2 separate regions of the Homo sapiens genome follow, and region 2 is linked to region 1. Evidence: chromatin loops called from intact Hi-C (ENCODE). Cell type or tissue: gastrocnemius medialis. All regions are shown on one strand.

Evidence for each region. Peaks named below come from ENCODE experiments on the same cell type or tissue, not always from the same donor. Only the 100,000 strongest peaks of a DNase experiment are listed, where the experiment ranks them.
Region 2: a loop joins it to region 1, with 11 times the contacts of the local background. A loop is called at or near these places in 22 of 110 quality-filtered maps.

What each region holds. Positions count from the first base shown.
Region 1 is chrX:38,456,200-38,460,199 of GRCh38, forward strand. No RefSeq gene overlaps it. Among named protein-coding and RNA genes, the nearest start is that of TSPAN7, 100 kb to the right of the region's middle. In gastrocnemius medialis, CTCF peaks have their summits at 2,062 and 2,261; no DNase peak of the experiment used is centred here.
Region 2 is chrX:38,652,373-38,656,372 of GRCh38, forward strand. The region is part of intron 1 of TSPAN7 (tetraspanin 7); the gene reads left to right. Among named protein-coding and RNA genes, the nearest start is that of TSPAN7, 93 kb to the left of the region's middle. In gastrocnemius medialis, a CTCF peak has its summit at 2,073; a DNase peak (open chromatin) is centred at 29; H3K27ac peaks cover 3,748 bases.

The DNA of each region.
Region 1 (4,000 bases):
GACTGAAACTAGGAACACAACATACATTTTCAAAGCCCAAAGTTTCTCTCCCACTCTCTTCCTATACCTTTATTCTGAAAGAGGGGGAGTGAACAGAATAGCCAAAGTACTGCCTCCTTCCCCTCGTCCCCACCCCAATTTCCTCTTCCCACTTCAACCCAAGCAGCAGGTCTTTAACCTATTTTATATATTGAGCTTCTAAGTAAAATTTCATTTGCTGAAATATTTCTCAGGTTAAGAAAACTATTGAAAACCCATTGAACCAAATCTCATAGGAAAATTAGGATTATTTGTTTTAAAACACAAACTTCAGTGATATAATAATGTCTTTCACTTACATGGCACTTTCTACTTCTTTAAAGAGCTCTCACAGACATTTCATTTAGCCAGAAGAATAAAGCTAATCAATAAATGTAATTAATTAAGACTATACATTCACAAATGTCTTAAGTCCAATTAACATTTAATTATCCTTGTTAATGGGAAATGGACTGAGTTTGTGTGTGCAAGATCCACACACAAGCTAAAAACTTAATTACAGCAAGTGGTTTCTAACTTCTGTCTCATTTAACTTTGGCTGGAGGTACTAAAAAGTACCCATAGTGGTTAAAAAATTTTTTAAGGCAATGTATATAGGTTGCATTTCCTATCTCTTCTACAAGAGAAAGGTGGTGAAGTAAAATAAGAATATTGAGAACATGCATCTTTTAAACACACAAAAAATAACTTTCCAAAAAATGACTGCTAGAATTTGATATGATGGTGACACATAGTTTTAAAAGTGACTTAAAAGTCTTCCAATGGGCAAATACTAAAACATCAACAACAGTATAGCTTACCTTTGGGCAACTATTGAGATCAAGAAGACAGGCAAGCCATGTACCTAAGCATGGCAACAACTGGTCCCAAGTTGCCTGGACAGTTATAGTTAATTTTTGTTCTGGCATAATTGTTAATAGCTCCTTCTTTAACTCTCAGAAGTGTCCTGATTTGGATGATAAATTATATGGTCATCCTGGCTATAAGGAAACAGCACTGAACCATGACTAAGATGAAAAAAATATTACTTTTTCCCATTTTTCCTTCCTCAAAATTTGAGCATCTGCTCAAACTGGCTTTTTTTGTTTTTGTTTTTTGAGACAGAGTTTCATTCTTGTTGCCCAGGCTGGAGTGCAGTGGCGCAATCTTGGCTCACTGCAAACTCCGCCTCCCGGGTTCAAGCGATTCTCCTGCCTCAGCCTACTAAGTAGCTGGGATCACAGGCGCACATCACCATGCCCAGCTAATTTTTTTATTTTTTATTTTAGGAGAGACAGGGTTTCACCATGTTGGCCAGGCTGGTCTCGAACTCCTGACCTCAGATGATCTGCCTGCCTCGGCCTCCCAATGTGCTGGGATTACAGGCGTGAGCCACTGCACCCGGCCCCAGACTGGCTTCTTTCATTATCTAAACTATAGATATAATGAGGTTTCCTCTCCTTTCTACTAATTTCAATCAGTGGTTTGAAAACGTGGGCATTAATCAGAATCACTGAGAAGCTTAAAAATACCAATGTCTGAGAAGAATCTTGGAACAGTTAAGTCAGCGTCTCTGGAGGTGGGACGTAATCATTGCTACTGATTAAAAGATTCCCAGATAATTCTAATATGCAGCCAGGGTTGAGAATCATTGATTCTGACAGTCACTAAATAATTATTTCTATTACAAAATACCTGGTATTGTGAGTGATGTATGAAGTTTAAGATCTCCTTGGGGAAAAAGAATGTCCCTGCCCACCATACTTGACCATGGCATACCTTTGGCTCCATCCTCTGGGTAGCCAAAGGGGCTGCTCATTCCTGTTATCTTCGGATCACACAAAGAGTAATAATTCTATTTTTTCTTCCAAAATCTTCATTGTCTGCAACGATAATACAGCAAAGCCAAATGAAGACCTCCTTTGGCCTGGGATAAAGGCACTTTAAGTGACAGTGATAGAGGCATTTGAAGGGACCTTCAAGTTGGCCACTCATTATCTAATGGAAGCTCTGACATTCTGAAAGCTTAGGCAATTGAAGCTAGGTGGCAGTCCTGCTTAGCAATTAAAGGAGACACCATAAAGAGAACTATAAAGATTCACACAGAAGAAAACCAAAAATGACTTGCCACTGATTTAACACCAACATAGGATCAACAGGGCAAAACTAACTTGCTGTGTTGTGCCTTTAGATACAGTCTTCCTCATTAAAGCTCAGGAATTTCCTTAAAATTATAGGCAACTCTTAAAGTCTGATGCTTCTAAATAGGCTCCATGACCTCTTTACATTCTAGTTTACCGGAAGTTAACCCTACTCCCTTATGCAAATGTCTGCAAATAGACACTGGTGAATCTTTAATCTTCTATAAAATGAAAGAATATGAGGAAGTTATGGAGAATATTGAGAAGCATCTGAAATGGTAATGCTTGTGATACACAAAACCATGACAAACTGTGATTCTTTTAAAATTTGTCTATAAAGATGTTTACCAAAATATTCACAGTGTTCACCTCCAGGTCAGATGATTTGTGGGGATTTTTATGTTCTTTCTAATACTTTTCTGTTTTATTTAACTTGTTTTACAAAAAGCGTATGCCATCTTATTTAAAAATTTTACTGTTTTTATGAGTGTCAAAATGCTGTTTAACTCACTGAAGTCCATTAGTGATTAGATAATTAGCAGATCATGACTGTTTTCTGTGATGTCTATTCTCAGCCCAAGGCTTGCTATACTTTAATTGATGATTCCTCTAATTAACATTGTTAATGGATGACGCTAGTGTGTGTGCATCCCAGACAATCAATAGATTGTGCTTATACTTGCTCTAATTTGAAAAGCTCACCAGAAGTAGATGTTTTTGTTTATTTGCTGCTGTTTTAGGGAATACCCAAGATGAAGATAGGGTCTGTTGAGTTGCATAGATTTCATACATTTTAAAGTGTTTAACAAACTATCCCTTAGATAGAATTTTAGAAATTATAAAAGAAATTGCTATATCAGAACTAAGAGCTCAGAAAGATTTAATAATTCTTCTAAACACATGTTCATTAAATTATTTGAGTTAAGCACAGTATATTAAGGAGTGAAGTTAGGAATACAACTGACAGTAACAGTTGAGTATCCCAATGGTTGAGCAACTTCTCTCAAAAATAATGTGTGATTAGATATTGAGTGAGATTTTTCTGTTTCCCTGGAATTAAAGTTAAGGCCTAAAGCTGATAATAAAAGACTAAATAGTACCCTAAATCTAAGTTTAGATAGCCATCTAGAGTTGAGGCCAGCTGCTCCACTGCAAAGAATATGAACTGGAAATTAAAAAAAAAAAACAGACCCTACCCTTCCCTTCTCTTAGTATATACTATGGGAGAACTCAGGGAGAGTCCGTGACTCTATATCTGTAAAGTAAGCCGTTGTGACCCTTCACCATTACCATCAACCTTTCTCTGATTGCCCTCGGGGTGAGGGTACTTCCCTTTGTCAAAACCAAGATGGGAGTTTCAAGAGAATCACTCATGAAGTTATAGCCTGTTAGAAAAGGAGACTGGAATTTCACTCTCTCATTGGATGTCTCCTTAGGCCAGACTACTTGCTGGACTGTCCCTGGAGGAGGGAAATGAGAATTGGGAGGACGTGGCAAGGTAGATGACTACGAAACAGAGAGGGTGCCAGGAACAAACTCCACTTAAATTCATGTTTCCTGAGAGGGCCATAAGACAGGGCCCACATTAACAAAAAGAAAGTGCAACTGGGAGCCTCGGTCCTGCAGCACCGCTGCAGTATGGGAAGCAAGAGGCTGAGTCACAGAGGAATGTGTTGTGATAGCACGAGCTGGGAGATCTAAAGAGATAATCTAGAATGTAGCCCAGAGATGGGAGATAAAATCTATTAAAGAAAAGGTTAAAAGACATGGTGGAACACAACTATTCAAAGAGATAATGGATAAGAATTTTCCCGAATTGTTGACAGGCCCAAACCTCATTA
Region 2 (4,000 bases), 200 kb after region 1:
CATGGTTGCATCCAGAGTCTCTATGGGGCTGCCCAGAAAGCTGTTTACCTTCTGTTGTAACACCTCCCAAGGCAACCCACTCCATTTTGGGCAGTGCCTATTATTAGAAAGTTCTTCCTTGTAATGAGCCAAAAATCTGTTTCCCTATAACTTTCCCTAATACTGGCTTAAATATAGATTTTTGAGGACTGGCCTAGAAACAAGCCACCAGGTATAACATGGTTTCTCAAAGAAAATACATTTTGAGTTTCAAACAAGTAATGTATAAATAATCCAGAACACAGCCCAGTTCATAAAATGGAGTATGCCCAATAAGGGGCACGGGAGGCCCGTCCCAGGAAAGGAGAAGGGAAAAGGCCAGTGCCCCCAGGGTCAGTCTGTAGAGTCCGTTTCTTCCCACTCTGCGTTTACCCATGTTTCCTGGCTATTGACAATTAGAAACTGCCCAAGAAACCTCGCTGTGGAAATTGGTTCAGGGTACTGGTTTCCTCACAGCTCACTCGTAGGAAGCCCTTAGGCAGTATAAAGAAAACCAGGCTTCTCTTTAGCGTTCACCTACCTAGACGAGAGGGTCAGTGACTGGGTAATATTGGACAGAGGAACTCAGCCCTTGGCCTTGACTGCTGTTACTTACACTGCCGCAAGAGGCAGAATATAATAATGGCCAAGAAAACTGCCTTCGAGTTGGACAGAAATTGATTGGACTCCGGGCTATACCACTTATTTGCTTTGTGACTTTGAGCACGTTGCTGAAAGTCAACAACCGAAAGCCTCAGGTTTTCATCTGCAAAACAGAGATTAAGAATAAATGTGATGAAGCGTATAAGGAGCACGGTACTGCTCAATAAATGTCGTTTATCACACACATACATGGTTAACTCTGTTTCCAGACTGTGCCCTTCGTTCATGAACAGCCAATCAAATCCCCCTCCCAGGCTGTGGGGTGAGCAGATACGATGCGGTTGCCTTATCTCGTGACTCAGCCCATCACTTTTGGTTAGAGCTACTTTGAAAGGCAATTCCACAGTTTCAGAGTGGGTTCTTCTCATATATGTTGCACCTGTGGCCTCTTGTTTCTCTTCTCAGGGCCAAAACCAGAGTACTTAAGTTTCTTAAGCTTTCGTTCTAGAATGTGCTTGGTGGAAAACCAATACTCAAGACACTACAGTTTTCCATGTGTTTGTCAAGCTTTATTGATTCTTCAGATCAGTCCTCCCATAGGTTTGTTCCTGGTGCTAATGATATTGAACATTTCTGGTTCACGTCGACATACACATGAAGATATTTATTTCCCATACTGGCTTTTAAAGTATCAAACTATAGCTTGGAGTGGAACATGCTTTCATTTCTATAGATTTACCTGCTTGAAGGAGGGGAATAATGCATAGCCTTTTATTATTTTTTTTATTATACTTTAAGTTCTAGGGTACATGTGCACAACGTGCAGGTTTGTTACATATGTATACATGTGCCATGTTGGTGTGCTGCACCCATTAACTCGTCATTTACATTAGGTATATCTCCTAATGCTAATGGATAGCCTTTTAAAATAAATGAATTATTGGCCATGCCTATAGATCTTATTTATTTTTAATTATGGCAGCCAAATTCTCAGGGTTGATTCAAGGAAAAATCAGTGCCAGGATGGACGATGCTGGCTTATGAACTCCTCTTATGGAAGAGTTAGGAGTAAAGGGTTGAGGAGAAAGAACCTTCTACAGACAGGCTAAAGAGGACATTAAAGGAAAGCAGTAGTGGAGGGTCAGGGCTTTGAGTAACTGTTCTGCCATTTAGTGGCGATGACCTTGGGCACGTTTCATAGGGTTATTAAGAAGATTGAGCCAGATAAAGCATTAAAGCACTTAGCATAGTACAGGGCACACAGATAGTAAGCACCTCAGTTGTACATTTTTTAAGAGACAGGGAAATCTTACTTAAATGCTGTTCATTATCTTGGCTCCTAACCATCAGCTACAGACCTCATAGAGTTATAGGATATTAGAGCTTCAAATTACTTTTCTATTAGTGGTGATGGATTAGAAGGAACTATTCCCATGCTTTCTCATTTAGTCCCCCTTGTGGCCAAAAGCAGACATTTATGAAGCAATGTGCTGGATTAGAAGCAATTGGCTAAAGCACAGGTTTTTATCTGAGTGCAACTGCCAGGGCCTTACAGTAGTCAGGCCCACCATTTAGCCTCCTTGATGCAGTGCTAGTGAGAATAGACTTTATGCCTCCAAAGCTCATACTTACTTACCTGCCTGCTGTCTTGTATTTGGTCAGTTAGCAAATATTTAACTAAGCCCCTCCTGTGAGCCGGCATTTGTATTGGCCCTGGGGATACACCCATGAATAGGATGAATAGGACAAAAATCCTGCCCTCACAGAACTTAACATTCATTTTGGTAGACAGACAAAGTGAGTAAGGTAAATAGTATACAAAGGTGATAGGTGCAGTGGCGAAAGATAAAGCAGGAGCCCCGTGGGGGAGTGGAATTCTGGTTTCAAATACGGTCATCAGGGAAGGGCTCATGGAGGAGCAGAGACCTGAAATGAGAGATCTTGGAATTCCAGGCAGAAGGAAGAGCAAGTGTGAAATCTCTGAGGCAAGAGCATGCCAAGAGTTTTGAGGGTGAACACAGAGGCCTGTGAGGCTGCAGCAGAGTGAACCAGTGGGGGCTGCAGGTCAAGTAGGACCTTGCAGGCCAGGATAAGAACATTGACTTTCTCTCTGAGAGATGAAATGTTGTGGGAGGATTTTGAGCAAAGTCACGTATTATTGGACTTAGGTTTCAGCAGGATCATCTCAACTGCTGTGTTGAATAGAGAATGGGGGCAAGGGTGGATGCAAGGGGAGATGGAGGCTTGGCCTAGGGTGGTAGTGGTAGAAGTGGTGAAGTGTCCTCTTTGTGCTTTTCCAAAATGTCTGATTTTTAGGGGGGCCAAAAACATATTACTATTACCTTAAAGTTATTTTTTTCATAGTACTCTGTCAATATTAGACATCTGAATTTTCCCTGTACATTGCATTTAGTAGCAGTACCATATATATATATGCAGTGTGGACATATGAGTGTTGAAAGGAAAGCTAATTAAGTCACTAATACCAGTTTTTAAGTTTTTTTTTTCCTTAAATCACCTCAGGAGAAAGTTAGGATCATTGAAAGGAGAATCCTACCTTACTATTTATATGAGAATCTTGCTCTTGAACACTGCATACATGCTTTCTTTTCCAGGTTTTTCCACATTTAATAGTAGGTCCTCTTCTAACATTATGTCTTATTGGCTCCAGTTTCACCTGAAAGGAGGCATGAGTTCTTCAGACCAACCCACCTCATCACACCCCATCAATGCATAGCCACATAAAGCGTGGGAATTCAGTGACTTTTTTGCCATCTGAGTTCTAGCTTCTTCCTGTGTATAAAGTATTTATTAGGACTATGGTTTTGGTTTCAGTATTTTGAAGATGATAATCCTATATATAAATTATGCAAAGAAGATTCTCCCTTTTGAAAATAATGGAACTCCAGGAAAGCCAAATAGGTTCAACATAATTATGAGAAAGAAGTGTGCCACTGTCAGATTGGCATTTATGGAAAAATTGTTACGATTCGTTTTTCCAGATTCATTCCCATCCAAAATTCACGAGGACACAGCCAATAAAAGGGAGCTGAATTTGAAGAAGAGCTCGTCACTAAGATTCATTCTGTATTTATTGAGCTGATTCTGTTTGATGGATATTAGGACAGAATATTTGAACAGCATGTTGTCTTGGAAAATCAGGTACGAGGTATGGCTGAGGCTTTGGTGGATATAAAGGAGGAAAGGATTTATTCCTTCCCCACATGACTCTTAAAATCTTGATGTATTAATACAATTAATACAGGGCAGAACAAATGTGTAGTCAGTACAAACATTCTGTCAACACACATTAATATGTGGCTCTTGTTTATAAGCTTATTCTGACATGATCTTTTTAAAAAGTATCTTATTAGTGTAG